2 separate regions of the Homo sapiens genome follow, and region 1 is linked to region 2. A link is a loop called in an ENCODE intact Hi-C map of the cell type or tissue named here. Cell type or tissue: endothelial cell of umbilical vein. All regions are shown on one strand. Each heading gives the region's core, and the rest is flanking DNA. Links, peaks and the distances in the headings are about the cores only.

Region 1 (16,000 bases), core at 2,924-10,923, 81 kb before region 2:
AACTTTGGAGAATCTCACAGGCATGCTACTCTATAGTAAAGCTTGAGTCAGACTCCTCAAATACTAAATCCTTTTTTAGAACCCCATTTTCAGGAGAAAAAGGCAAATACCTAGAAAATAAACTCATATCCTAGATTTACTCTTTAAGTAACAATTTCCAGGGCATATCCTGAGAGATTCAGCTTTATCCCCCATAGAAGGCTGCTCTATAGACTCAGTGATAAAATCTGGAAAGTCATAATCGTGAAGGTCTTTTATTACAGGCCTCTCTGCCAAGCATTCCTTCTCTTCCAACGTAAAGCCTAAAACGCTACATTATACAATCATATTGGGAAATTATTGAGTAATAAACTAATGAGTATAAATGAATATGAAAGATTACTGAATATTAATATGAAAGTTTAGTTAGATCTTTTTTCTCAGTAAGAGCTAGTTTTCAGCATTTTTTTCTATGGAAAGAGACATATAATAAGTAAGTTTTGACTGAGAACAAGTTGAAAAAGGAGCTGTCACCTACACTACGCCTGCACGACAGGCCCCATGCATCTCAGCAACAATGGCACCTGTGGGAGCAAAAGCCCCCAGGATACCTTCCTCTGAGACTTTCCCACACACTTATTAGCCTATGCACAACTATCATTAAAATCCCACTGCTAAGTCTAAAATCAGTCTTATGAATAGGTGCCTACTGCTTCTTAGCCTGTCAACCCTACTGCTACTTGGCATAACTTCATTTCTTTACTCTTTTCTTCATTTCTCCAGTCATCCCCTACAGGCACTCTGATAAAGGATCACATCAAAGCATTACTATCAGTTAATTTTATTATCGTCACTTCACATCTTGGAGAGAAGTTTCTGATAGCCAGCTAAGAAAACACATGGAACCTATTATGGAGTAGAAGCATATATTGGAGACATGGGAAGCTATAGAATGGAAAGGAGTGGAAGAGAAGATACGTAGGTATTAAATACAGAGGCCACCTACTCGATAATCCTGCCTAGTGAAAGTCCTACTGAAGTATTCATATTTCAAGTGCAGCTTTGATTAGATGTCAAGGGCAGCCAGATAACGTCCTGGTTAAAACAATCCTTGACCCTCAAAAGCCTTGGATAAAAAGATGAACGTAATACAAAAAGATCTATGAGATATGATTTCCAGAGAAAGATATATTTCACCTTTCAACTTTTCTTCCCAGAAAAAAATGCTGGAGAAGGAAAACAAAATAAGAGTTTCTTCTACCAATAAAATAAACCTCAAAAGTCTGGGTCTTGAAAACACAAATAAGAATTTTTCTCCAGCTCTGTTACAGCCTACTATACCCTACCTAAAATCCTTCAGCAGCTTTTCAGGGCTTTGTAAAGCCTCTACTCCTCAACCAGTTGTGATTTGTGAGTATTATCTTATCCATTATCTTAATTTAAATATCTAGACTGCCTTGTTTTGATTAACCTGTATCTAGTAATATTTCAGCTGTTTGCATCTCAGATTTTCTGTTTTCCACTGTTGCAATACTTTCCTGAAGCTTCCAAAATAAAAAATGTGTTGTCAGTAGATCAGAAAGTTAGTGTTACACAACAGAGAGTAAAAAGGCATAGAAGGAAACGATCTTGGCTCATAAGCTAAGCCCATCACCCCCTAGTTCCGGACCATTGGGCAAGCAACTTAATTCTTCTGTATGTCAATTTCCTAATCTGCAAAGCATAGATAGCAGCATCCACTTTACAAATTGGTTATGAGGATGATGTAGATGTTTGTAAAGGACTCAACAGGCTGCTCATAGTCACCAGGCCTTTGATAAAGCAGCTTTTTCAAAACATATATATCAGTATTGTCCTACTGACACATGACCCATCATCATTCTAACTTGTTTAGTTCACCAAACATATGCCAATAGACATGAGAAGTAACATGGCATTTCTTTCTTCTGCTCCCAGCCTGCTTCCAACTATTTAAGCCATTTTCTTCAAAATATTTGGCAAATCAGAACATTGACCTAAGACTCACAATATTAACTGTAATTTTACCTTCTCAAATCTAGTTGAGTGATACAATTCGAGTCAGACTAGACCCTACCAATCATCTAGTCTAATTATACCTCTTGATTATTTGCAGGCTTATATATTTTGACAGTTATTTGTATAGTGAATATGAATACTACTACACCACAAAACAGTAAACAAATGAGTAAATGTCACATTTCCTTATTTTTAAAATCAAATTAAATCACTCTGATATCCTATTCCACTAAGTTGATGGAAAATCCAATCTGAGTCATTACTGGGTTTGTCTGTTAGGGTTATGAAATCATTTTAAGTGGTGGGTTCTAAACCTAAGCAGAATGTTTTGGAAAGGCCATCTGGCATTCATTCTACACTACGTATCATCGAATTATTCATTGCCAAAGTTACTGGTCCCTTTAATTTAGACAATTCTGCTACTTCCATGTAATGCATTGACACAAGGTCTTTACCTTAGCTGGAACACAGGGTCCAGCGTCCCTAAAGATACCTTGCAACCATTCCTTCTGAGGTCCTGCTCCTCTCCCAGAATGCTGTCAGCCAGTGGGGTAAGGATCCCCATTATTCAAAGATATCCACATATTCATATCCCTTCTCCAACAGAATCCCTTGAAGGGGCTCAGGTTTTTAAAAACAATTCAGGAAAGGCGTTTTCTTTGGTTTCTTCTGCTTTCCAGCTGCTAGCACAAACCACCTCTAAGACTAGGGAGTGCAAGGTTCAGATTACTTTATTTTTTAGAAATTGAGAGGCAAGAAAAGGCAGAAAACTCAAATCAAAAGGGTACTTTTTCTGTATTTTTAAATATAGCAATAAAATAGAAAATCATATCCCAAAATAAGCTATCTCATCACATTCTAATAAATAAGTCACAGTTCTTGGCCCTAGGGAGTTTACAATCTGATAGTGAAAGAGAGAACACTGCTAGCTATAATACAAGGCATGTGGCAGGTGTCATAAGTGAATCGGAGCTTCAGAGTGCTGTGAGAGTTCAGAGGAAGGAGATGAATTTTGCAGCTGATTTTAGTAAGCAGAGACAGAGGAATCAGTAAGTTTGGAGGGAATTTCATAAGCAAAGGTGAGAAGGTGAAAGAACATATTCCCAGAACAGGGAACACAATCTAGCCTGATTTTATTTTATTTTTCTGTTAGCAATGTCAGGAAGAATTGGAGCTGTGGAGCCCAAATAAGCAGGTGTGGCATTAACTAGTAGGTGAGATTAGCCCATGTCTCACGTAGAAGCATGAGGGACAAGCGGGGAACAATGGTTCCTGGATTTTGAACTGAATCTTTTGAGAATGGGGGTACCATACATAGGAAAAGTCTAGAAGCAGAGCTGGTTGTGGGTGGGAGGATGAGGGAGAAAACGACAGAAATGTAAAATAGATTTCAGCTTAGGGAGAGTTTGAGCTGGAGCTGCCCTTTAACTGACTAAAAAAGAAGGGCTGCAGTTTGAAAGGTTAGGGACTGGGCCATGGATTTTTTATGAATTTTTTTAAAAGAAGGTAGGTAGGCTGTGAGGTTCCTTCGTTTATTATTTTTTTTAAGACAAAGTCTCGCTCTGTCGCCAGGCTGGAGTACAGTGGCGCGATCTCAGCTCACTGCAACCTCCGATGACTCCCTGGTTCAAGTGATTCTCCTGCCTCAGCCTTCCGAGTAGCTGGGATTACAGGCACACGCCGCCAACATGCCCGGCTAATTGTTATATTTTTAGTAGAGATGGGGTTTCACCATGTTGGCCAGGATGGTCTCGATCTCCTGACCTCATGATCCGCCCCCCTCGGCCTCCCAAGTGCTGGGATTACAGGTGTGAGCCACTGCGCCCAGCCTGCTGTGAGGTTCTTGAGGGGAGGGGCTGAGTCATATTATTTGAAAAAAAATAACACTTGAAGCCAGGAATGACAATAAGGAAAGGGAGGGAGGAAGGAAAGAAGAAAGAAGCAAAAAAAGGAAAGGTAACAGAGGACAAGGAGGAGAGTGAAATACCACAGATGGGAAAGGAGAAGCATTCAGTGAGGGGAAAACCAGGGAGTGGTCAATGACATTCTTTAGGTAATGTGGAGAGATGTCAGTAAGGAAATGTGCTGAGAAAAACCCACAAAGAATGTCATTTAGTACACCCCTGAAGACCTTGCATGGGGCAGAGTGGACGGGGCAGATGTCCCACTGGGAGGGCTTAAGTAGTGACAGGTAATTAAATGAGCTGGTAGGGCTCAGTCAGGTGGATGACGACCAAGAAGCTGTGCTGGCTCCTCTTGGTACTGTCACATACATACCAAGTTCCTCAATAAGGTGGCAGTTTTCAGGTTCTACTGGCTCCACTTCTCGAGAGGCATTCACCCTTTCTCTGTAGAAGATAAAACCCAACCCTGGAAGTCAAGGCACAGCATTCAAAATGTATGTTTAAATGTGGACTTCAATCATCTTCGTGTTGGTTAACTATCTTTATCATAATTTATGAATGACATAACAAGTAAGTAGGTACTTCCTTTCATGTTTATTTACATAATGTAGACATTATGTGGGTATTTTACCTATATCAGCTAACCTTACCCAGTTATTGCTGAAAAACTGTATAATATGATTCAACATGGAAAATTCTGCTGCCCAAATAAAAGACACTATTTAATAGTATGAGTAATTGAACAATATTATTAATTTAAATGCACGAAATAGCCCTAATTTTCTAAAGTATCGTCTGTTATAAATCTGCACTTAATCCCCTACAGTCTTGCCCTTTGAACTTTTCCTTCCAAACTGCTTTCCCAAAATTCAACAGGGTCTCCTAATAGTCAAACTCTATCACTTTTGCTTTAATTTTTAAATTTTATGCTGACTTACTCCGCAAGTATGTAAATTCATTAAACCAACCACAATTTAAACAATTGGCCGATTTATTTTTCAACACAATTTTCTTGTTTCCAGAGTGAAAAGGAATGTTTCCACATTCTTCTAATATCAGGGATAATTTAAAATTTTTATTAAAGTATATTCAGAAAGACTCAATACTTATCTTACAGTCATTTATTTAAAAAAATACCCTTAGATCTACTTTATTATTATTACTATTATTTTATGATTCTCCATGTGGTTGCACTGGGAGCAAATGTAACAATAAAACTCTCAAACTGGAAGTATTACTAATAGGCACCAGGCACCTCAACAGATTCTAGACGTGATCCTCTAAGAAGACCAGCTTCAACTAAGAGAAATACATAAACACTCAAAGACAACTGAAAGCAAGCAGAGGCTTTCGATCCACTCATGAATGTGTATTATCACTTAAAGGTTCTTCTTTCTAGCCCAGTATTGACTTTTCCTGAGACATTTCTAGGCTGGCTATCACCATTGTATCTTCCACTTCAAAAGGTCAAATGCCTACAAAATGCCAGTTACCGCCTGCAGGTTTCAGCTGGTTTGCCCTGCTGTCTGGCCAGCTCTTTAAATCTAGGATAGGTTCCATAACCCAGTACTTCTGCATGGTTAGCCAGACCTGGGCAATGTCTCAGTCAGCCGTAAACATCCAACTGGTAGCCTGATCCTCTCTCCCAAGTCCGGCGTTTCCAATGGACGTCCTTTTTTCCCAAGCAGAATGTTGAGGGCGAGCTGGGAAAGGGGTCATCACGTTCAGAAAGTAAAAGGGGGTCATGACCTTCAGAAAGCAAAGTGGGGGATCATAACCTTCAAAAAATAAATGGGACTAATTCGGCTCGGCAGTCTTTGGAAACGCAAGTAGCTCACTTTCCCCATAAGCGAGTCTCAAGGGGCGGTTTGCTGGGTGAGATGGAGGAGTGAGGTTCCAAAGCTGCTCTTTCCTACCCGCTAGGAAGGGGGCGCCAGGCAGCCCCTGACCTCACTTGGAAGAGGAGAGAAAGAGAGTCGAAGACGCCCTGTCAAGATGCCACTCACCTAAACGCCAGGAACATCTCCCCGACTAAGGACAGGCCGACCCCCAGCAGGACCAGCGCCACGAGCTTCCCCATGGTCTCGGGGTGCCCAGCGGCGACTGCGCGGCGCCGAGAGCTCTCGGGGGCGCGGCGGGCGGTTCCTGCCTCGCGTACGGATTGGGGCCCGCTCGGCCCCGCCCGCACACGCCTCCTACTTACCTGAGCGGCCCGGGTGCCGCAGCAGGGCGCTGACGAGTCCCGCCGAGCCCCGCCGCCCGGGTTCAAGGCCGCCTTCACGCCCACGATTCCTTGTTTTTTGGGCAGAGGTCAAGGCTCAACGGAGAGGGAGCCCGGGACCGAGTTGTGGTGGGAGTTTGCTCCTAACACCCGCGAAATCCTACCTCAATTCCTCAGATGGCCTGAGGGAGAAACCGGAGGGCCCGGGAATGGCGGGGAGCTCCAGTTCAGAGCCGGAACTCCGGACTTCTGCAAGGCCAGACGTGAGGCGACACTGAATTGCTCCCGAGACGCGGGAAGGGCGAAGGCAATCGAAGCGAAGAGCTTTAACTCATCTTCTCCAGGATTTGGGGCACGGGAACCTGTCTCCTGACCTTCGTGCCTTACCTCGGAGTGTGCTGCCCAGACGGACTTGTGAATAGCTGCGTCTGTCCCCATAGTTAACGGGAGAAGGAAACACCAGGAGAAAAGAAGGAAAAGACAGGAAACGGGAAGAGGAGCAGAGGCGAGGAAGGGGAAGGTCATTTCCTTGGCAGGGTAGGCCCTCTTTCTTCTAGGTCTTGAGTTCCTGCCAGGCAAGAAATGCTCTTTCCCCTCTCCTGATGAACACCAGGTTGGAGGGGGAGGAACTGAAGATGCGGGAAGACTTGGGGAGTTCGGGCAAAGTAGCACATTCAAGCATGATCTATTTTTATTTACGGACAGAAAGAAATATTAGTTCTGTTAGGTTCCACCGAGTAAACTATTTGTTGAGAGAGCAAGATTTGCCAATCCTGGGGGTATTAAGGAAAGAAAAGGTGGTCCCTGACCTATGGGATACATGATTCTAGTATGAATACGTAATTACAGGATGAATAATGAAGCCCACCGCTTATGCAGTACTGACTGTGTGCTTTGCCTGTGCTGACACCTATGTTAACGCATTTAATTATCAACACAATCTCTGGAGTGTGGGTAGCCTTACCCCAATTTTACAGGTGAGACCTGCAGCACAGATTGCTTATGTGGCTTGCTGTAGGTCAGGCAGCTGTCAAGCAGCAGACTCCAAAATCTGGGCCCTTAACTGAGCTGCCTCTACCATGCTGCCTCTAGAAAATCTATGGAAGAAGGGTTGTATTAAAAGGACAGTGTAACGTCTTGAATTGTATAGATTAGAGTTCTTGTTAAGATGACTAATGTTAAAAGAGTGCAAGCAGAGGAGGAATCGAAGTCAGGAGGGCTCACAGAGCTGAGGGGCCTGGGGTGTGATGTAGACATGCATGCAGGGTTTGGGAGTCAGGCTGCCTGGGTTTGGATCCAGCCTAGATAAAGTACTCAGCTTTATTGAGCTACAGATTCCTCTTCTGTAAAAGAACGTCCACCTCATAGGTAGCTTAAAATTAAATGTGATAATGAGTGTCAAGTGCTCTGCACTGTGCTTGATACGTTTTATGAAGTCAGTAAAGATTAACCACTAATTAATTCTGAACTTTGCTTGAGATTGTAGGCTCCTGTGGGAAGGACTCCATCGCATTGATCACTGGGTTTTCCCGTGCCATCCATAGAACTTTGTGCTTAATAATGACTCAATAAATATGATTAGATGGATGGATGTAAAATATGGACTTGGGAGAAAGAAAAATTAGAAGAATAAAAAATAAATGGAATGAATAATGAAATAATAATAGTCATATTATTATTTCACTCAGCGTTTGCATGCCTTGTCACATTACTTCTTATTAACCTTACCTACAAAGAAGTAAAGTGAATTGCTTGCTGCAAGTTTGATGGGACTAAAAAGAAGGAAAGTGAGGCTTTGAGGCTTAGAGAGGTAAAGTAATAATTCACTTAAGGTTACATAACTAAGTGTCAGTGCCTCCATCTGGACTCAGATCAGGTGACTCTAGAGCTCATGTTCCTTATCACTGTGTTTGCAGCATAGCATGAAGAAGGGGGTAAAGAAAGAAGCGTATTCTTGGGCAATTGATTGAAGTTCTGTGTTAGCTATAATTTGTTTAAAAATTCTTCACTTTAGGCAGAGGAGTCTCTGTGTGTGTGTGTGCATGTGTGTGTGTGTGTGTGTGTGTGTGTGTATACATTAACTTTAAACCCTAGAAGTGGTTAGTTTTTATTCGAATACCATAATCAGTAATTCAAATCCCCAGCATGGTAAATTAGCATTAAAGAATTCCAAACTTTGGAGGCCACTGTATCGAGTGTCACCATCTAAATCTGCTCTTGGCAATAGGCCAAATTGACTTGGTCAAGAGGCCACAGGTACATCAGTATTGTAAAAGGGGTTTGTTGACTTTGAAAGAGCAGGACAGATAAATTCAAAAGGCCTAAATTCAAGATCCAATTCCATTTGTAGTTGGCCCTTTAATCTTTTGAAATCACTTATCACCACCTCTGGACCCTTCTTTCCTTATATGTATAGTGGGGCTTTCAAAGAGCTAATGTAGACCAAATTCAATGCTATACGTTTAAACAGTAAGTAACACAATACTATATATAGATCTAGGGAGTCCCACACCATTGATAATCAAAATGCCATTAAGGGGGATGCAGAATATACATGTGGTATAATTCTAAGGTATAAAATTAGGGGAATTACATATTATCCACATATGTGTGTGTGTGTGTGTGTGTGTGTGTATATATATATATATATATAAACAATCTAGACATAAACTGAAGAGTAGTTACTTTGAGAGCAGAAGATTGGGGTCGTGGAGAGTGGGGAGGTCAGTGAGTATGGAAGGAGACTTTGCTTTTACTGTACGACCCTCTGTAATGTTTAAAATTTTCAAACTTTATATCTTGATCATGTTTACAATCGCTACATTTTTAATTTAAAAAGATTGTTTCTATCAGTGAATCTTGCCAAGAAAAAGAGGTGGCGATAGAGAAAAAGAGCAACAAATCAAAAGAGATTATGATTATATTGCAATAAAGCTGTTTTTTAAAAAGAGGATATGGATTTTAGAACATTAGGAAACATTGTCCTAAGCCATAGAAACCACTGTTTAAAACCTGGGTACGACTACATGGCATTAATGAGTCTAGTGCTGCTCAGAAGAGAGAAATGCTAGAGGACCAGATATTTGTATTATTTTAAGAAATGACTTCTATTATTTAGAAAATTTATTATTTTAAATTTATACTTATTTAAGTATTAAATATTTAGGTATATCTGAATTTAAATAAAATTCTCAATTTCATTCTGAAGATGCACTTAATAATGAAGTCAGGTAGTGAAAGTCTGATACCTTGTTTGGTGACTTCCTGCAACTCACCATGGGGAAGGTTCCCCCACTCAGGACTTCAGGTGCAACCTGTGGTGTGCTAGGAATCATCTGCGCTGAGTGTATTTAGCAGGATGAGCACCAGGGTTCCAGCAGGCTCACATTTCACTATGTAAGCACCAAGTGAATGGGGGGATCCTTGAGGGGCCACACTTTGCCAGGAAGGTTCTTTCCAGATTTATCTTCCACTTTAACTGTCTTCAGGGGATTTTTCATCAATATCTGGTAGCCCCTCAGCGACTCTAGTTTGGAACACATCTCAAGGTAGATTCAACATATTACATGAACTTGTCAGATTGTATGACAAGGAGAAGGAGTTAATTAAGTGGAGAAAGGGTGGTGAGGTTCACAGAAAGAGGTCGGGGTATCCGCAAGTAGGGGAATTGGAACAGAAATAGTCCAGTATGGATACAGCAGTGGTTCTCAAACTTCAGCAGGCCTAAGAATCACCTGGAGGGCTCCTTAAAAGAGAGATTGCTGAGTCCTAGACCCAGAGTTTGAGATTTGTTAGATTTGGGGTGGGGCTTGAGAATTTGCATCTCTAACAAGTTTGCAGGTGATGCTGATGCTGCTGGCCCAGGGACCATGCTTTGAGAATCACTGAGCTTAAAGATTTGGGAAGAAGATGGTGAGAATTGAATCTGGAGAGGAAGGCAGATTGTAGGCCAAGTTAAGAAACCTGAATTATATTCTAAGGGGCATTGGGAAGCCACTGGAAGTAACATGTTTTGGCAGGTGTTTTAGAAACATTGCTACACAATGATGAGAGTGGATTATGGAGCAGGTGGAGCACTTACCCTTCCTGGAGGCTAGGAGATAGTTAGATGCCTTTCTGGGTGAGATATGTGAGGGTGATTGGAGAAGGTGAGGAGATTGTTTCTCAAAGTTCTTAGAATTGTATGGATTTGAGAAATGTTTAGGTGGAGGGACTGGCAATTGTTTGGATATGAGCAAAGGGGTGGTGAGGGAGAGGGAGAAATGAAAGGTGTCTAGGCTTGGAGAATCTGCTAAAGAGGGCTGTATTTATGGATATGGGGACCAAGAAACAGAAGCAATATGAATAGAAAAACAGGGAATTCATTTTTAAACAATTTTTAGAGAAATGGTCTCACTCTGCTGGCCAGGCTTGAGTGCAGTGGTGTGATCATGGCTCACTGCAGCCTCTACTTCCCAGGCTCATGTGATCCTCCCACCTCAGCCTCTCATGTACCTGGGACTACAGCAGGTGCCACCATATATCTTATATATAAAGCTGTAGTAATTTTTTTTAAAGTTTTTTTTTTTTTAACATAGAGATGGGGGTCTTGCTATGTAGCCCGGACTGGTCATGAACTCCTGGGCTGAAGTGATCCTCCTGCCTCAGCCTCCCAAAATGCTGGGATTACAAGTGTCAGCCACTGTTCCCAGCCTCAGAGAGTCCATTTAAAGCTGTGGTTTCCATTTTATATTGTAGGAGAAATCTGGAGAGTTTTCTTCAAAGTGGAGTGACAAAAGTCATGTTTATCCTAATCATCATTTTCAGGCCTTGAATCAATTCATGTAATAAATGTATTTTTTATATTAGCCCTTTCTTAAGAAAGGTCTGAGTAATGTCTTCTGCACTCAATACTGCCTATGATGGGACAACCAGGTTCCATTTTAAAAGTTTGAAAATATCTGTACTGCTTTCTCTTCTAATGGAAAACATCATTTCCTGATGTTTTCAATCCCTGTCAAGAATTGCATAATGGATGATTTAGTTATGAACTGGAAAAATAATTCCCTCCTTTACACATGAAGAACTAGAAATTCATAGAAAAAGGCCAGCATCCTTGAAGGAAAAAAAAAGTTCACAGAAAAATAAATACAGATCTCCTTAAATATCTCAAAGTGTACTTAAACTCATAAAAAGAGAATGAAAATTAAAACACAGTAGAAGAAAAGTGCTGAAAAGCAGGGGCAGAAAGCTAAAAGAGAATGCTACTGGGATTCTCCCACCCAGCTCCTTCTCTCACACCCAGAAATCCTTCCCTGGAAAACAGTGTGAGTAATGAAAACTACAAGTAGCCACAGAAAGGTAGAAGTGGCTGGTGTGGCGGTGGGTTACTTTTAAGCTGTTACTTTTTCATTGCTTTGCTGAGTAGAGTAGATATTCACTAGCCTAGGTTGGCTGTGACTCCAAGATAGGACTCAAACTGAGCAAATCAAAGTCCAGAGAAAAGAATCAGCTTTATATGAGTTGCAATTAAGGATTAATCCATATGCAACATGAAAAAAATACTGTATTATAGCTTATATTTAATCTTTCTTACTCCTTGTATTAAGTATTCATGTTCACATTTGTTATAAAAGAGCTGAGGTTTTGTAAAAGTAAAAAAACAATTATTGTCACTAAACGGAATCTTGGAGTAAAAAGAATTAACACATACACACCTGTAAGACCTATATTCACCTCATGGTGTCATATCCCAATTACAGTTTCAGTTGTTTTCAATTGTTCAGCTCAGTATAAGATCAGAGAGAAGACACCATAAATAAGTGCACAATATACTGAGTTTGATAGAATTCCTCATGGTCCAGAGAAGCCAAAAATCAGAGATTATTCATTTTTTTTATTTCTAAGATAAATAATATATGTGCTTTTTTTTTTTTTTTTTTTTTTTTTGCTGTTGTTGTTGTTGTTGTTTGAGACAGAGTTTTGCTCTTGTTGCCCATGCTGGAGTGCAGTGGTGTTACCTTGGCTCACCGCAACCTACCTCTGCCTTCCGGGTTCAAAGGATTCTCCTACCTCAGCCTCCCGAGTAGCTGGGATTACAGGCATGCACCACCACGCCCGGCTAATTTTTGTATTTTTAGTAGAGACGGGGTTTCTCCATGTTGGTCAAGCTGGTCTCAAACTCCCGACCTCAGGTGATCCGCCCACCTCAACCTCCCAAAGTGCTGGGATTACAGGAGTGAGCCACCGTGGCTGGCCATACATGTGCTTATTAACTTACATATACTTTTGTCCAAATAAATTTTTTTAAAATACTTGCATGCTTTATTCAAAATACACTGTGAGTACATGTCTATGCTAATATTCTGTAGTATCATTTGAAGTGGCTATATTATCTTATAGAGGTGCCCTGATTTTGTTTTTAAAAATAAATATCCTCTGCAGAACACACTGTCAAGAGAATGAGAAGACAAGCAACAGACTGGGAGAAAATATTTGCAAGAGACATACCTAACAAAAGATTGTTATTCCAAATATTCAAAGCACTCTTAAAACTTAATAAGAAAACAAAACAACAACAAAAGGAAGATTTTTAAAATGGGCCAATGGTATAAACAGGCACCTTATCAGAGAAGACATACAGATAGCAAACAAGCATAATGTTCAACATTTTATGTCATCAGGTAATTGGAAATCAAAATGAGATACCACTTCATAATAGTATAATCCAAAATACTGACACCACCAAATGCTGGCCAGGATGTGGAGTAATAGGAGCTCTCATTCACTGCTTGGTGCAAATGCAAAGCAGTATAGCCACTTGGAATAATTTGGCAGTTTCCTTCAAAATTAAACATACTTCTACCATATGATCCAGCAAATTGTACTCCCCAGTGTTTTTTGAGGGGGTAGTGAAAGAGTACAGGTGTAGAGTTGTTACCTGGGTATACTGCATGATGCTGAGGTTTGGGATATGGATGGTCCTGTCACCCAAGTGATGAGCATAGTACCCAACAGTTAGTTTTTCAGCCCATAGCCTCATTCTCCCTTCTGTCTAGTGGTCCCCAGTGTCTGTTGTTCCCATTTTTGTCTATGTGTATTCAATGTTTAGCTCCCACTTATAAGTGAGGACATGCAATATTTGGTTTTCTGTTCCTGCATTAATTTGCTTAGGATGACCTCTAGCTGCATCCATGTTGCTGCAAAGGACATGGTTTTGTTCTAAAATTTGTAATAAATGCAATAGAAACCAAGTTTGTTTTATGCCTACTGTATTCCAGTACTTTTTATAAATGTAGCTTTTTAGATAGTCTGATATAATCTCATAAAATCTAAAACATCTAGTTCTTCATTTGGATCCCTAGGTCTGCAATATTTAATCTTGCTGTATTCATCTGTGACTTAGCATTTTCCCATGGACAATGTAAACAAAAAAGAAAATAATTATTTTAGCATGAAATAAATCCAATACAATATGTAGCAAACTACTTAAATATATAAATAACAACACAGGCCAAATGGATACAGGCCAAATTTAAGAATACTACTGAAATTTAAATTTAAAATCCATTAAATGATTCATCTAAAAGCAGAACTCAAACATATCTACAAAACATGAAGAAACTGTATACATCAGGAAAAACAGTAATAAAATACTAGTTCGTTCTATGGCAGTAGCATCATGTAGTGGTTAGCGGTACAGGCTCTGGCATCAGAAATAGACTGAATATCTGTGAAATGTTAACAGTGATATAATATCAATACTTACTCCAGGCTGCAATTAGGATTAAATAAGATAACGAATGTAATACTTTCATTGCATTGTTTGGCATATTGTAATTAACTGACAAATATTTTCATGATGATGATAGGGAAAAAGTATGAGAAGTGAAGTAAAGTGGTTTGATAAATTACAATGGAAAGAAACACATGAAAGTCTCTCTCTAGGGCTTATGATGATTTTATAGGAGGTACAGTGAGCAGAAAAACTCTCCCTCTGTGAGCTGGGCACGCGGCCCTGATCCTAGCATTGCTGCTGCTTAACCATGTGGTCACGGACGACTGACTTCATTCTCCTGGCTTTAGTTCACAGTTCTGTTCAATGAGGAGGTGGCAAGACCTTCCTGTCCCAACCCTTATTTCCTCTTTGTCTCTAAAGTGGACTCCCATTAAGGAAGAGAGCTGATGGAAACCTCCTTAGGAACTGGGAATTTGAGTTGCAATATTTCATTGATTTTTGTTGTTGTTGTTTCAAATTAAGAGTCCATTCACTTTCAGCTTTCCACAAGAGAAATTAATATGGCCATGCTTGCCTATCCAAACTCCATAAGGAAGCAGCTGCTTTCCCATTTCTCCTAGCCATATGCCTTCAGAATTAAACACAGACAAAACTGGGATTTTAGTTAGTCTTTAATATAACTCCAACTTTTTAATGGTAAACAAAGATGTAAGTACAAAACATCAAAATACGTTATCAGTAGTTCTAAACAGCCATAGTAGTCACAGTGCCAGAAGTGAGGTCACTCACATTTTAAGGAAATATAATTCACTCTATTTCAGTGGAATCCATGTTCTGGCAGTTGGAAGGCAAAGGTGAGGCTTACTTTGTGCAAAATGTATTCACTTTATTCGAAAGCAGCTTTCTTTTCTGTCCCTTGCTTGGCATTTTAAAGAACCTGTTCATTTTCCTTTTTTGTTAAAAGTGCTCTAAGAACTAAAAGGGCCGTTCCTTACTGGAATAAAATTAACTACACATGCCATACATTTCTGGGTCAATGTTGCTGGTTAAATTCCCTCAGAATTAGCAATTCATAGAAAATTAATTGTTAAGTTATCGCACTTTCATGCCAAAAGTACAATTTAGAGTTCACAATACAAGGCTCTGTGGTATAAAGTGCCTATGAGCAGCTTCCCATCATACACTGAGGCTACAGAACTTCCTTGGAGAACAGACCCATTGTTGGCATAAACTGTAGTCACTGTAGGCTTCTCAGATAGAATGTTCTGGATGCGGAGAACCTATTCAGGGGATACAAAGTATGAATATAAGACCACCGTACATGCATGTCACTCAATCATCAATAAGCCCTGTTTTCCACAATGACACACTGATTAAGGGGACATGCTGTTGAAAATAGCAGTTACCAATCTTTTTAATGTTTAAATTAAAGTACTTTCTCCAATCTTCAAAGAAAGTACTTTCTTAAAACCATCTAGTTATTCCATGCCAACACAGGATTTAGTGTTATTATAGCAATTCAGCTTTAATAGAAATACTTTCATACTAATGTGCCTACTTTCACACTACTTCAACATGAACAAATATCACATCATGTGGTGAGCTGACAATAAATCAGATATTTTAAAAATTGCCAGTATACCACCCAAGAAGGGCACATGTCTTTATAAAAATGCCTTTTGACTAGTTTCCACCATAATTTAATACATCAAAAGATTACCTTTCTTAAAGTATTTGAACAATGTAACATTCTGCCAATTATTGGCTTAACGCAATTACAAAACCACGACATAAGCTTATTATATTATTGCTTTAAAATAACTAAACAAATCATCCCTGTGACAATTTATTGTATTATTAGTTCAAAAGGACTTGAATAATTAAGTTTAAAAAACTGAAAATATAAAAACCTCTGACGAGGGAGGATTGTTCGGGTCATACACGAAGAGCTTCTGGCCATTAGGATGACAGCCTACCCAGATGTCCCCCGAGGAAGGATCAATAGATAAATTATCCACCAGTGTATCCAGCTCAAGTACCTTCCAAATGAGAAATTGTCAAAATCTAAATGACATGAGAAACTTGATTAAATAATTTAGAGGTAACCTTCCTGCCTCTATGCATGTGAGGAAATTACACATC
Region 2 (16,000 bases), core at 4,969-12,968:
AAATCAGTGCTCTTAGAGTTTTTGAACATGTTGTACAATCATACTTTCCATTTCTTTATCAGTACAAAAAATAATTTATCTGTAAGAGAGTTGAAGTTTCTTCACCAGTGTATGGGCAGCATGGGGCAATACAAAGTTCATTCCATTTGTTTGGAGCTGGGCAGATTTAAATTATATAAGTTGTGTCTTCATTTGTTAAATGGGAAAGCAGTGTCTACCTTACAGTGCTACAGGTAATATCAGTTAAATGTCTGTCACAGTGTTAGAATACACTCAGTACATAACAGTTGTTCTGTTGCTTCAAAGTAAAATTATAAAACAACTGACATGCAGACAATTTTATCTTGTGAGTTCTGGAATGATAGAATTTTTGAGGTCAAAAGGCCCTCAGATGAGGAAACTGAAGGCCTGAGGAGGCAAAAAGACTTGCTAAGATCAAACATTTAGTTTTCCTCATTCAATAACAATTTGTTGAATGAAAGAATAACATTACATCATCACCAGAAACCAATTTCCTATGTGTCAGGTAATGATCTGTCTCCTACAAGTGTGGCCTGTGACCTACATGTGACAATGTAAAATGTTAAATGTGAACAGGAATGAGAAAATTTTCCATTTTTTATCGGAAAATATGTATTGATTGCACTTCATGCTTAACTAATTTCACTTGTTTATTCAATTAAAAATGGCATTGATTTATTGTTTCAATCAATTGCCTACTTATACTTTTATAATTATTATATATTACATATTAAAGAAAAGGAGTAAGTCATATGGCTTATTATGAGAACAACAGTAATGCATTTAATTGTTGGTTCATTGCTCGTTCATAAAAAATAAAGTTATTGGAAATAAATTCGTTAGTATATAATGCAGCTCATTTGGCATACTTTATACGCTCAGAATTGAGTAAGTTCTATTTTCCGTTATATCAGTCTTATCAGATTGATGTAAGAAAAATACTTAAATGGCGGATTTTCATATAAAAGAAGAAGGCATTATGATGTATGAATTTTTAAATAGTGGTTTCCGAGAAATTGCACTGTGGCAGTCCTGCCTTCCTGGGGTTATTCAACAGCACTTCAGCTTATATAATTACCACACATGCCTCCTGTACAGAGCCCACGAGGCTCCCAGGTCGGTCACCATGGCAACAGATTCTGAATGGAGTAGCCCCATCCTGATACTGTGCATAGAGCCTCTTCCTGGAAAAAGTTTTATTTTTTAAATTTAAACACATTCTCCCAAATTACAGATATACAGTTTCAGAGTACTTGTTCCAGTTTTCTTATAAGTGTAATGTGAACACTAAATGTCCAGGCACACACAATTTCTTGAATAACAAAGGAAATATAAAGCAAACATTTAAATACAGATTGCCTTTTCATTCTGAGCACCATTTTGAAAAGAAGAGGAAAATAACCTTTCAGAATAAAAAACACCTGAAGGAACAGCTATGGGAGGAAATCAGCTCTCTTTGATCATTTGCTGCAATAGGAACTTTTATGCTTTTTTTAAAAAAAACTCTTAATCCATAGATCTAAGCAAATAAAATGCAATTTTTCCATTAAAAATGTTTTAAAAGAATGAACAAACACTTGTAGACAGGGCCACTTTGATAAATCTTGTGCAATAAAAGTATATTTTTATCAATAAAGTGGAAAGTACACATATTTGCTCAAGATTCTCTGTCCGCCCCCACACCTCCAGGAGGTCGGTAAGAACTCTCTGAAGCTGTGGTGTCAGATCCTTTCTCATTTCCTGTTTGCTGTTTGGACAGGCCTGGCAGCTGTGGCGACTGAATCTAAGAAGAAAGGCTGATAATGCTCTGGCTGGTTTCATAATAGGACTTTTCAAGGCACTGTCCCATCCATTAACTCATTTGAAATGAAAGGTAGGGTTTTCTTTTTTCCCCCCATTAGGAAAGATACTTACATGTTTTATTCAAAATTCTTTTAAGCCACCACCAAAGAAGAGAAAGAAATTAACATAATAACTCTCCGGGTGGTTCCCTGTTTACAAAGTAAGTTTAACTTTTACTTTGTTTTCCTTCAGAGCCCTAAATTCAACTCCTACTTTATTCCATATTTCCATTTTCAGTCATCCTTGATGCCTGAAATGATTTAGTTGATGCCATATTGATTTCGTTCTTGTTTGCTTCCTCAAAATGTTTCTCATTTTTCTGTCCCCTTGGCTCATTTCTAAGTGTGTTTTCTAATGTCCATATCCTGCACAATTGCCAGCAGCACCATGACCTAGGGAGGACCCTCATTATGAACTGCATTCTACAGGAAAAAAGACGCACGTCCCCTTCAAATGATGTGGCTTGCCCCATGGAAAACAGAGTTGGTGTCTGAGTCAGGTTTGCTTCCCCAGAGCTCCAGGGCCATTGCTATTGTCCTCTTTCCTGCACGCTTCCTCATTTGCAAAACAATGTGAATTCTGTTCTTGCCCTTATAATTAAAGGAAAAATGAGGATGATCAAGAGTGGTTGCTTCAGGGACCTTCCACACTGCTAAGGCCACCTCTATTTTTCCAGACTCCAGGTATATTTTAAAATGAAGACATGTCAAAATAGGTTTCTGTTGTAGTTAAAATGTTTACACCTATTAGCAATTATATTTGTATGAGAGTTGAAGGCTCTTCCAACACTGTCAGTGTACTTCTGTGACAGTATGTATCTAAACTCATTTGGAAATAAACAATAATTGTCTAATTTTGGCCCTTAATTGAGGTCCTAGCTTAATGCCCTCTTTTCTCATAAAGGAATGCCCTTACATGAACATTAGGACTTTAGAGGACAGCAGTGGTGGCAACAGTGGAGTTGACTGCAGCTGGGGCAAAGGTAGCAGGTTAATACCAGCTAACACCTCCAGAGCATTTGCCATGTGCCAGGGACAATGCTAAGTATTTTATGTGTGCTAACACTATGCTTTCTTAGGCAGGTACTATTATTATCTGCTTTTTTTAACAGATGAAGAAACCGAGCCACACAGAGGTTAAATAACTTGCCCAAGGGTGCACAACTACTAGTAGTATTGAGTCTATACGCTTAAGTATTGTGCTATTCCATTTCTTACTGAATACAAAGCAAAAAAACATAAGGATCAGAGGAGGAGTGTGAGTGTCCTCATACTCACAGCAAAAGGAGGTCAGTGGGTGTGTGTGGTGGTGGGAGGGGACTTACAATATCAATAATGACACTAGGTGGGGGCTCAGTAGCTCATGCCATTTTGATTATCTACCAATGTGTGGGTGTCCCCAGGCTGAAGGAATTGGGTTAACAAGGTTTATATCTGCACTTACATTCTTTCCCCAAAAATGTGTCCAAAATTGAAAGTGCCATTTTTCAATGACACATAGAATCTGGGCAGTAGCACAGGACCCTGTGTTCAGAATGACCAGATGCTTAGACGAATGATCTGTTGCCGCCATCTTGAAAATCTCAATACTATTTGAACAAATCTCAATAATATTTGAACATTTTGCACTGGGCCCTGCAAATTATGTACCTGGTCCTGTGTGGAATTCTGGGCAATTTGTACACACTAGTAACTCCAATCTGCCGGGGGAAACAAGGTTCTATCTCCCTGTGATTCCTGTGGAACTGCAGTGCTATAAATCTGCAGTTGCCTGTTAGTGGATTTGCATTTTACTGCAATGTAATACTTTTCCTCACAGGGAAAAGCAGTCTACTCTCACTAATAGGGGTTTTAATGATGCTCTGCCAAGGTCCACGTGCATAGCCTCAAGCAAAAAGGCTCAGGACAGGCTCTGAATTCCACAGCAGGGTTAACTACAAGGGAGCTTCTTTGCAGTATGATAAAACGCGGTTAACCTCAGCTGGATTTGCAGCTAGCCCCAAGGAGCACTCCTCAGGAGCAACACAGGTCTATGTATAACATTTCAGCTCTGGTCCACCCAGAAACGTGCACTTCCCATCCCACGGTGTTTGCATAATTTAGGCATGCTATAGTTAAGATTTGCCAAAACTTGTAGAGAAAAATCAAACTGTCTCAGTACAAGGAAACCAAACTGCTAAATCCTCTATTTCCTCTCTCCACGCTCCAGCAGTTTGGCAGTAGAATAAATGATTGCTCACCAGTGGCAAGTTTCCATGGAGTCGGTAGCTCCTAATATCTTTTCTGAAGGGACGGGCAGTGAGCTGATTTTCTCCACCAGGGAAGTAATGATCCTAATGAGCAGAAACTAGGAGAGAAAAAAAGTCAAATTCTCAAAGAAGACAAAAAGGGAATTTCTCACCTCTATCCGTCAGAGGAGTCAGAGCTTTCCCATTCAAGGAGACCTGTCGGATTGCACTGAATTAATCATGATAGCTAACATCTTCTAGCATTTACTATGCCCTAGATACCCTTGTAAGGGCTTTACACATGTCAACTTAGTTAATCCTCACAAGAACCCAATGAGGTATTATTATTATCTCCATTTTAGACGTGAAGGACCCAAGGCACAGAGAGGGTAAGCAGTTAAGTCAGGAGAGCAGCTGCCTGGCTGTGAGAGCCACAGGTTTATCCAGGACAATAACAAGCAGTGATGAGTTCCCAGCGGAGCCTGGCTGGGTGTGCAGCTGCTAGACCTCGTACTGTTTGTCCTTACAATAAATCCCCATTAATGAGGGAAGCACGATTGGTCTCCCTTGCTCTTGCAACCTGAAAGAGCCTATAGAATACAGATGCCATTGTGAATGCTTTTGTAATTTGGAGATTCCTTTTTTTTTTTTTTTAATCAACGGAATAATCAGCCTCTTCATGTATCCATAGGGAATTCAGGAGAGGATTGAAGAAGCGGTTCCTGTTTTTGAGGCATTTGCAATCATTGCTGGAGAGACAGAACCAACAGATGGGGAACAATGGTCAGGGACTCCAGGCCTGATTTAAGCCAATGCCGCCCTGTGGTCTTTACCCACGAATGGTGTGGAAAATGAGAGCAGGGAAGAGGATTTACTCACTGGCTGTGGAGTTAGGTCAGAAGGGGGATGGAAAGAAGGAACCGGATGGCTTTGGGGACATTTCTTAATCTTTAGGCTTCACCTTCCTTAACTGAAAATAAAGCCATAAGTTACCTCCAGAACTCTTTCAGCCTTAACATTCAATGAATCTCGATCTTTTCTGTAAAGCTAGATTTTTATGTGTGGTATTTGCTAAAAGTTGGGGCGCACCCTTACTTGATCTGGCCCAGACTATAGATCACATGAAGATCACATTAAATCAGGTCGAAAGACTTTTCTGACTTCAAATTAGCGAATATGCATATGTGCTGAACTTTAGTCTTTTCCTTTTCTTGAACATTCAGTTTAATAATTGTCTCTGCCATTTTACACATTTATTTTTCTTGGCTATTTATATTTTCCTTTTGGGGAGGTCAAATATAAAAATAGGATATACATGGACTGTAGCAGTTGATAATAACTTGTGTGCTTTGATTTTTTAAAGAACCAAAATTTACCAAAAGGGATCTTGCTCACTTATCAATTTGTTTTTTTTATATCTCTGTTTTTGTACATATCTTTTAAGTTATTCCAGACCCTGACAACTGGACACCTGGTTATGATTGCAGAATGTGCAGTTTAAAATCCTATTTTAAAACTTAGTTTTTGTTTTTCTTTTTGAGACAGGGTCTCATTCTGTCATCCAGGCTGGAGTGCAGTGGTGCAATCACGGCTCACTGCAGCCTTAACCTCCTGGGCTCAAGCAATCCTTCTACCTCAGCCTCGTGAGTAGCTGAAACTACGGGCACATGCCACCATGCCAGGCTAATTTAAAAAAAAATTTTTTTTAGAGATGGGTGTCACCATGTTGTCTAGGCTGGTCATGAACTCTTGGGGCTCAAGCAGTCCTGCCTCAGCTTTCCAAAGTGCTGGAATTATGGCATGAGCCACCATGCCTCATCTAAAAATTAGTTTTTATATCATTATGCATACCATGTTTTCAACAGTAAAATGGTTTTACCCCAAATAGGCATGTAGTTAAGGTAAAAATTATCTGATGTTACTGATCATTGAGATTTAGAAACAGTAATTAAGGAGGAGGGATTCAGGAGATACTTTTGCAATATGATCCTTAGGATGAGGTGGCTTTCTATACCCTGGCAAATGTTCTGTAGAGCCTATAGACAAGCTGTTTTTTATGTATAGTGCCTAGACCAGCAACACTGGCATTTAACAAGAACTCAGATCTCACTCATACTCTGTCAGGTGTGACCCAGCAGTCTGTGTTGTAACAAGCCCACCAGAGGACTCTGAAGTACCGAAAAATTTGAGAAGTGCTGTCATAATCCAGGCTGTCAATAGAATAGGTAGGGTCATATACTATACACTCACTACACTATAGCCAATGACCATCTTTCCTTACATAGTCCCTCCCCACGCCCACCTGGATGTAGAATTTAGAAGTAAAATCACAACCTAGAATATTGGCAGTGGTCAGTGACTCCCCATTGCAGGTTGAATTTAATTAATTAATTATTTTTTGAGATGGAGACTGGCTTTGTCACCCAGGCTGGAGTGCAGTGGCTCAATCTTGGCTCACTGCAACCTCCACTTCCCAGGTTCAAGCAATTCTCCTGCCTCAGCCTCCCGAGTAGCTGGGACTACAGGTGCGTGCCACCACACCTGGCTAAGTTTTGTATTTTTAGTAGAGATGGGGTTTCACCATGTTGGCCAGGCTGGTCTCAAACTCCTGACCTCAGGTGATCCACCCACCTCAGCTTCCCAAAGTGCTGAGATTACAGGCATGAGCCACCGTGCCCGGCCTTGAATTTATTTAATAGCTAAATTGCTCTACTTGCATTCAAGGTCTTCTGTCTTTATAAAACCAAATCATGTATTCCAGTGTCATCTTCTATTTTTCCTGCTCATATTCTTTATCTTTTAGTAAAATTAGATGGCCATTCTCTCCCCCATCTCTAATCCTTGCCATGAGCTGGCAAGGTTGTGAAGAATCTTTACTTAGTTAAGATTTATGGGGTGCCTTCCTAAATGGCATCACAGTGTAAACAAAGAAATCAAATCACCTGAACTTTTCGGTCTCTATATATCAAGATCCCAAGATCCTATTTCAAATACCATTTCCTCTGTGAAATCTTTCTTGATTCCTCAAACCGAATGGTGTGATCTTTCCTTTTTATAATGCCAGCTCCCTGTGTTTCGTATTTCTGGCACAGTAGATTCTGGTCTGCCTTATTGTATAACCAGTATGGTCTAATTTCATTCGTCTATAAGTTCTTGAGATTGGGGCTGAATCCTACACATCTGTCGGTCCCTACTACACCTATCACAGTGTCAGACACCTAATAATAACTCAGTCAATAGTGTTCAAATTGTGGTATGCAGCGGCAAGGCTTCCAGCCCAGCCCAGAGTCATCGGATAGCTTTCAGCCAAGGCTGTTAGCTGTGTGAGGTAGGTGCGTATTGCATGCTTGTCCCAAAATATTCTCTTGCAGGTGACTGACATTCTTTTTTATATTTAAAAAAAAATTTATAGAAAGCTCACAGCCCATGTTTAAAATACAAAATTCACCTATGAGAAATCAAGAAATGGAAGGAAGATCTAGAGGACAAGCCTAGCTCTTTTACCCCCTGGAGCAATCAAGGGGCAGCTACAGACACTAGAAAAGACCAGGGCTGGGAAACGGGAACAATATCTTTGATTTCACAGTCTTGCCTGGGGCCTTGACTGACAGTAGCTGCTGCTTTAACCTCCATCTGTGGCTTCACGCCTTTTTAGAAAGGACTCAGGAAATCACACTCTGGTCTTATAGGGAATATTTTCAGCCTAGGAGAAAAATTGTGAGCATGAGAAGCAAGCTTGTCTTGCTTTCCCACACCCAAAGACAGAGACTCATAAGACAACGGTCTGTAAAGAATCTGGAGACACATGGTATGAAACATTTTTAGCTTATTATTTTGAATGTTCTTCTTAATACCATTGTAGCAAAAACAAACAATAAAGGGACAACCCACTCCTCCTCCAAACAATGTTTAATTTATGTATTTGTTAGATACATATTGAAATTTATTTTATGAAATCATAAACCAATAGCAAATTCTCAGTAGAGAAATTCATTGTAGGAAAATATGATCAGGAAAGATATGGTTTACGTGGATTAAAACAAAATTTTTAAAATCCATATTTGTGGTTTAACCTGGATCACGTTTTATCCGCATTGGCTTGGATTTTTTTTTTTTCCCCAGGATACTGCAGCTGTTCTTCCGGGTTCATTTATCGAGGAACACTGCCATCATGTGGCCTGACGTGTTAACACAGTCCCTAAAAGACAACTAGCAGCACGGTTTTAATTTTGATTCTCTCTCTAGAAAAACGTTTGTGGCTTTAAAATGTGCTTCGTTATTTGAAGCTGTGTTTGTTAATACCTTTCTGAAATGGCATCCTTAAAATATTTGCCAAAGGGTCAACTCTACGTCACCTTTTGAATTTCTCAAGTATATAGTTATCACATCAAAAAATATATAAAATAATAATTGAACATTGCTCATTTTATAAATTTGTCAAGTTTTCACAAATTTATCTACTGTAAAAAGAGTGGAATGCTTTGCTTATATACACTAGTGTGGCTGCTTATTTTTTCTTTACACTATCAGTTTAGGGAGAGGAGATGCAAAACTATAGAAAACTACAGAAAGGCAGCGTTGTGTAGTTCAAAAACTAAAGTATGAAGCTTGACATTAGGTTGGAGACTTCGCTTTGCGACTAATTAATTATGCAATTTTGTGCAAACATGTAAGTGAGATGGCCTCAGTACTTTTTTTCTTAAATGAGAAGATTTGATACCCTTAACAAGAACCTTTTTTTTTTTTTTTGCTATAATTCTGTGATTCTACAAGCAAAATTAAGTTCTTTTAAAAAGCAAGAGTGTTGTTTCTCTTTAGGTATACTATTTTTCTATGGTTTTCTGAAAATATGTGCCCCCTTTCTCTCCACTCCTCTTTCCCATTCCTAACTGCAGCTTTGTCTGCAAATTTGTTGTGCAATTTTTTTTTTCCTGCAATATCCCATAGTTTTGGTGTTGTGTTGAGGATTGCTCCTTCATGAATTAGATACTTCCATAGTATAAAATAAAACTGATGAATCTTTGCAATTGGTAAACAACTTATTGGCTTCTGACAACTGTGGGTGTAAAAAGAACGTTACAGAGGACAGTCCAATTTCTTTACCCCTTAAAAGGGAAGGATAATTTTTTTTTCTTACTGCACCTCTGCATCATAAATTTGTCAAAAGTAAAAAGAGGATGCAAATGCTGCCTGGAGTACAATTGTGAGGTAAATGTTCTGAAGAGACAAAATTATGGTAAATTATTCCCTCGAGTTGATGTTGTGAAGTGTGTAACTGGGTGAGGGATGGAAATACAAGCTGGTGTTGATGTTTAAACTGTGCTGGACGGCGTGTAAATGCAGGTCAGTTGCTAGGAGACCTGGAACACAGAGCTAATGCCCCCTCTGTGGGGCAGGGATGTTTGATCTGAAAAAACCTTGTCTTTCACAGTCAAAGATGACGTGAAATGAATAGTCTGTCAAAATTCAGGTGGGCCAGTGCTTGGTTACTGCTTATGTCAATCCAGCCATTCTGACATCCACCACCTGTAAAGAGAGTCGCTGAAACGGAACAATCTAGCATCGTGCCAGCGACCAAGATTCTCCGGAAACACTCAGGGTAATTAGCTACGAATTCTTTAAATACTCTTACATGAAAGGCAGCTGGTTTGTTCGCTGATATGGGATCCAAGAAGTGGGCAGTAGCGGCTAAATAATTACTTCAGCATTCCAAAGAGAGGGATGCCAGGCCACAAATAGAGTTCCAAGCGAAGATGTGCTTGCGTAGGACTTTGGACCCTCCCGTTTACAAAGCAATCATTTCTGCCATTTGTGAGGATTGTTGAACAGATTTTATGTTAAACACACATGCTCCCAGTATGTAATTACAATTGAGAATGAATACGCCGAACTTTAGCGCTGAAGCATCTTAGCAGTTCTTCCAGCGCCCCCAACTGCTTGAAGACAGAACCTGAATCAGTCTGTGGACAAGGGCAGCCCATAACATGGCTGCCACAGGGAAGACTTTCAAAAAATCTCAGCAAGGTCTTCTGCCCTTGCAAAATGGTATTAATCTTTGCCAATGTCCAGGACACTGTGTTCCATAAGGGAGAAAAAAGCCCTAAAGGCTGAGGAGTGTGTCTAGTAGGTCTCATTTTACTTACAGGAAAAGAAGTCACTGAGAGGTATTTTGAATTATTTGAAACACACAGCTTATGACCACCAGAGCTGGGAATACGATCCAGGTGTCTCAGTCTGACGGTCTTTCACCATAACACCACTTAGTATTTCTCAGGAAAAATTGTGATGTTCTATTAGTCCACTGATATGAACAACAGTAATAATATGTAACTCTCCTATAATGCTTCACAATATGCAAAGTACGTTTATATACGTTGTTTCATGTGATTTTTACAACCCTGGTAATTATTCTTATGAAATAGTATGCTTAGTCCACAGAATTGATCTGTATTGTTATAAAAGTATAGTTTTAATTGTACTAGCTTGCTGGCTCTTTATTATAATATTGTGGCCATGCCCCCAAATCAAGATGGCCTCTGGGAATAGATCATTGAAATCCTAATGTGGTTTGAAAATTTTTTGTGTGTTTGCCCCACTTTTTTGTGTTAAATATTGAATATCCACTGATAAAATATGCACTTTATTGCTTGTCTACAGAAGAAACAAAACTATCATCAATTATAAGCCATTTTGGAGAACCTACTATGTATCAGGCCTAGAACACAGCAGATATGAGGATGCTGTTGTGGGTTTAGCTTTGAGAGAATTGGACTTGGGTTCAAGAAGTAGAAGAAAGGAAATAAATGCATATTCATCAGTTATACTCCTAAGCTTCATTGAGCTTCAAAAATATCTGAAAAGAGGTGCAGGCATCTGAATAGGATGGCTTCCTGGTGTCCCTTCCTGTTTCTTGTCTCAGGGTCTTAGAATCTGCTGCTCCCATGGCCTAGAAATCTCTTTCCCTAAATATCAGCATAGCTTATTCCCGCAATTCAAGTTTTTGTTCAAGGCAAGTGAATACTTCTCTGACCATTTATTTGAATTTGCAGTGCTTTCCAGGGCCATAACACCTTCCCAGGACCAACCTGGAAGTGGAGGAGACTTTTCTTACTTGTTGGTCCACAGGAGCACACCTTGTTCTGATCTATACAAGGGTGGCTTATGGTGTGGCTGCAATCCTAGACCTTACCCAGTTTACTTTTCTTGGTAGCACATATTACCATGTGACAAACTATATATCTTACTGTCTGTTTTTTTGTCTGTTCCCTTGTAGCCCCTCCACTGGTATAAAAGCTCCATAAAGGTAAAGATTTTAACATGCTTTCTTTGTGTATCTGCAGTACTTATAAAAAGTACAGGTGGTAGCTAAGATGGACCCCATTGATTCTCACTTCCTGGTTTTCACACCTTTAACAAAATCCTCTCTCACTCTGAATCAGTGCTAGTCAGTGTGACCATAGGATATGATAGAAACAGTGGTATATGACTTCCTAGGTTAGGTCACAAAAGATGTTGCAGCTTCCAACTGGCTCTCTTGGATCTTTCATTCTGGGAGAAATCAGTTACCATGTTGTGAGGATACTCAAGCAGCCAATGGAGAGAACTACATGGACACAAACCACATAACCAGCATCAACTTGTTAGCTAAGTGACTGAGCCACTTTTAAAGGGGATTGTCTAACCCCCGACCTTTGTGTCTTTAGTTTGAGGCCACAGACATCATAGAGCAGAGACAAGCCTTTCCCACTGTGTCCTGATCCACAGAAACCATGAGAGATAATAAATGATGACTGTTGCTTTAAGCCAATACATTTTGAGGTTATTTGCTATGCAGCAAAAGATAACTAATACAGTGTCTGGCTCATAGTAAGTTCCCAAAAAATATTTATTGAATGAAGGGCTAAATGTGAGCTGATTTCTTACTAGATTACTCAGTGATCAAATAGAATATCTAATTAACCTGAAAAAAACCATATAAAAATCCATTTGAGCAATAGGAACATTGGTTGGGAGTGTCAAGATCTAGGCTTGAGTGTTATATCTGCTGCTTATTTGCTATCTGACCTTGTATAATTCATTTATAGTCTTTGATTCTTAGTTTACCTGATCTGTAAACTAGAAATAATGATAACAATTAAAATTTTACCACAAATAATACCTCCTGCCTGGAAGAGCCTTGTTGACATTGAGAACTTCTGGATCAGACCTCTGCTGAAACCCAAACACTACAACTGGAATTTTCCATTATAGGAACCAATAAATCTTTACTGGTTCAGTTCCAGTTGCTGGTGTTACTTACAAACAAAGGCATCTTTATGCTAAGCATTAACACTAACCTATAAAAGAATAGCAAAAAAAGGAAAAAAAAACAACAAGATGACGTGTAATAAGTAAGATGCTACATATTACAGAAGTATAACAGATGAGAAGAAAGGGATGTCAGACCACTTAATCATCCATTTCTGTAATAGCAAGGACATCTAATTCAGCTGCTGAGAAAGTCAGGAGGCCCAAGGGGTTCTGTTGCCACAGAAATTCTAGTTTCCAATTCTAGCTGGCTTCAAATTTCTTCCCTATGGTTGCATTTGATAAGTGATTGTGGCTTAGTAGCATCAAATTCATGTTTAAATGCCATGATAAACCAAGGAGCCATTTGTGTTCCAGAGAAGATATTCCAAGTAGACAGATTATGTTGTACACAGACAAGCATCTGGGACTTTGTGCCTGCTGTCTCAGCCATGGGTCCCCAGAGAGTACACCAGGGTCTTACGGGCCACTTGCCACATCATTGCCTTGTCAGAAAGGTCTTCATACTATTTCAAGAGCAAAGGACACTGTTCTGGACATGTAATGAAACAGTAATAAAAAGCTCATCTTATAGAATGGAGAGTTTTCATTTTTAAGAGCTGAGGAGACAGGAATTTCTGACAGGCCTGACTAGACAGTGTGAAACATGACCACTGTGTAATTTGACCTCCTGAGGTGAGTTGAAGCGGTGGCTTGGATAGTGGAGGCAGGTCTCACACCTGCTATTAGCATTGGTGGCATTGCTTCCTATGTTAGAAGGACTTTGATGGGCAATTTAATTAAGCTGCTATTTGCTTTGTAGGTGCAAATAATCTGTAAGTTTTATCCTTTGCTGCTCAGGTAAAATAATCAATTGATTTTTAGCAGAATTATATAGATAACATTTTCAACTTGATACATTTTTTAAATGAAAATTTGCTTTGTTTGTTTTCTTGGATTATTCCACGAAGTTTAGATACAGTATTTATTTATATAGCTATGGGACAAGACTGAAATAGCTTCTGTGGGAAAAATTATAGCCATCTCTTTAGGCTAAAATTTTAAATTTGCATCCAGATATTAAAGCAATGCTTTAAAATTTCATTCTGAAGTCATGTTCCCTGTGGCCTTTGACCTTGAGGGCCAAGTTTTGAAGTTTGCCAACCTGAGGAAAGGACTGAAGGACAATCTGTCCATTGATCAGCTTTAAGTCTCAATGCAGACACTTACAAAGACAGCCGTTGTGAGACTCAAGGATTAGGAAATGAGGATATTTCTAAATCACCTTATCTCCTTATTTAGCATTTCAAGGACCACGCCTGAAGGACTCACGTCATAGGGTTTCTTTCACAAGGCAAAGATGATAACCATTCCACCTCTGGAGGGAGATCAATAGGCTTGCTGACGTAGGGAGAAAAAGAAAAGCTAGAGAGGCAGTAAATTGTCCAACTGGACCCTTGTAGCTAGGAAGGCTAGAAGTCTTGATGGATTATGAGAGGATATATAGCCTGATCCAGGGGTCAGATGGCATGTACTCAGCCCTCCTCACACACTTCTTCCGGGGTTGAACTTTGATGGGATGGGGGGTGGTTTAGAAACAACCAGATATGCCTGAGGAAGTTCGAGGACACTGAGGTTAGCGGCTCAGCATTAGAGAGAATGTAGACCCCTTGGGAACTCCATTCCTTAGCTTAGGTTCATGTCTATTCTGGCCCTAAGAAGATGGCACAATAGAAGATGACTTGTTCTTCATCGTCCTTGTCAGCCGACGGGCTGCAGCGTTTGAGAACATCAAAACTGGAGTCAAATGATCAGAATCACACACTCTAGTAGCCAGATAGGACCAAGTAAGTGACGACCCATTCTGCCACGGAGATATCAGGGAGGGTCCAGAGGACAATGAGTCCATCTGAGGACCCCCTTTTCTTTCAGTCACCATGAGGTCTCGTAAGCTGCACTCTTACTGCTGACTGCTATTCACTTGATACACGTGGTCTGGCCATACTGGTAATTTATGACAAAAGTCTCTTCTAGTTAATACCAGTTGTTAAATATTAGCATTGTGAATATTGTTCCTCCATGTATCCCATATTCCCTGAAGCTCTCTTAGAGGGAAAGCCTGAACTCTCAAACACAGAGAATTTTATTCAAAGAGACTGATCATTTACCTAAAGAGACTGCTAAATATTTGGATCAGATTAACACATCAGGTTGGACAAAATTAAATTGTCCTTCTTTTTGCCACTGAGTTAGGTGGGGAGACCCATAATGGGGGATCAGATCAAATGATTAGATATAAACAAACTATATTATTTTTGTATGAAATTTAGTATATTTGCAGCTTTGTGACAAATTCTAGTGTATGGGAAATGGAGGCGATCTAGGGATTCCCATCGCCACTTAAATCTGTTAGTGAGCTAAGTTACACACGGGCAGGGATTTCTGTGTTTGTTCACTGCTGTATCTGCAGTGCCCAGAATAAGTGTCTGACAAATGGTAGATACTCGATGGGTATTTGTGGAAAGAATCATAACAATAGCATAAAACAGACTTGCAAAGTGCTCCCTAAAAATGCCAATACAATTTCAACAAAAGCAGTGTGTCACAGAGAGTCAGTTGGGAGCCAATCCCTTGGTTGAGGAAGTATTTCCATATATGGCTCTTTTTGTTGTTGCTATTTTTCAAAAATTATATAATTTAAAATCTTCAAAAATTGTAAAATGTTTAACATTAAAAAGTAAAAAAAAAAAAAAAAAATTGTCAGGCATAGTGGCTCATGGCTGTAATCCCAGCGCTTTGGATGGCTGAGGCAGGAGGTTCGCTTAAACTTAGGAGTCGGAGATCAGCCGGGGGAACATGGCAAAACCCTGTCTCTTCAAAAAAACACACAAAATTTAGCCAGATGTGCTGGTTGCATGCCTATAGTCCTAACTACTCCAGAGGCTGAGGTGGGAGGATGGCTTGAGCCTGAGAGGCAAAGGTTGCAGTGAGCCCAGATCACACCACTGTGCTCCAGTCTGGTGACAGAGTGAGATCCTGTCTCAAAAAAAAATAACAAACAAAACTAATCTATAGTATTAGAAGTTAAGATTTATTGTTATCTCTTTGAGGCAGGTGTTTTGATTAGAAGAGGACATAAAGGGGGCTTCAGGTAAACTTGAACTAGTCTATGGTTTAACCTCAATGTTGATTACATGAGTTTGTTCACTAAAAATTTGACAAGCTGTATACCTGTAACTTGCCAATTTCTTGCATTTATATTACACATCAATAAAATAAGTTTAAAATTATGTTGTGATTTGCATCATTTACATGCTTAAGTAAATTCTAAGAATCAAATAGTATCATTGTAAGTTTTTAAAAATTCATGTTTTTAATTATTCTGCAGAAAGTTTGCACCAGTTTTGACTTCCACAAACGACATATAAAAATGCAATTTATTTGCATTCTCTTTAGAACTTGCTATTATAATTTTCCTAATTTTTAATGATTTTATGTAAGAAAAATTAAGTGTATACTTTTCTCTCCAACTTTTTATTTGAAAAATTTCAAACTTACAGAAAAGCTGAAAGAATAATGTAATGGATACCAATATATCCCTTACTAGATTCACCAAGTCTTTAA

The links. A loop is a pair of places that touch in the nucleus more often than their neighbours do. Peaks named below come from ENCODE experiments on the same cell type or tissue, not always from the same donor. Only the 100,000 strongest peaks of a DNase experiment are listed, where the experiment ranks them.
Region 1: a loop joins it to region 2, with 3 times the contacts of the local background. A loop is called at or near these places in 16 of 110 quality-filtered maps.

What each region holds. Positions count from the first base shown.
Region 1 is chr7:95,390,351-95,406,350 of GRCh38, forward strand. PON3 (paraoxonase 3) reads right to left here and starts at 6,025. Exons shown (of 9, transcript NM_000940.3): 1 at 5,927-6,025; 2 at 4,294-4,364. The coding sequence starts at 6,000. It overlaps LOC107986822 (a long non-coding RNA gene), which reads left to right and starts at 6,122. Exons shown (of 2, transcript XR_007060439.1): 1 at 6,122-6,678. PON2 (paraoxonase 2) reads right to left here. Exons shown (of 9, transcript NM_000305.3): 8 at 15,769-15,897; 9 at 14,512-15,138. The coding sequence ends at 14,980. In endothelial cell of umbilical vein, for the core only: no CTCF peak of the experiment used is centred there; no DNase peak of the experiment used is centred there; H3K4me3 peaks cover 843 bases.
Region 2 is chr7:95,468,912-95,484,911 of GRCh38, forward strand. LOC107986823 (a long non-coding RNA gene) reads left to right here and starts at 1,901. Exons shown (of 3, transcript XR_001745286.2): 1 at 1,901-2,023; 2 at 2,244-3,151; 3 at 4,782-5,091. It also overlaps a transcript of ASB4 not described here. RefSeq lists enhancers at 1,539-2,738, 1,647-1,696. In endothelial cell of umbilical vein, for the core only: CTCF peaks have their summits at 8,251 (motif pointing left) and 10,023 (motif pointing left); a DNase peak (open chromatin) is centred at 8,210.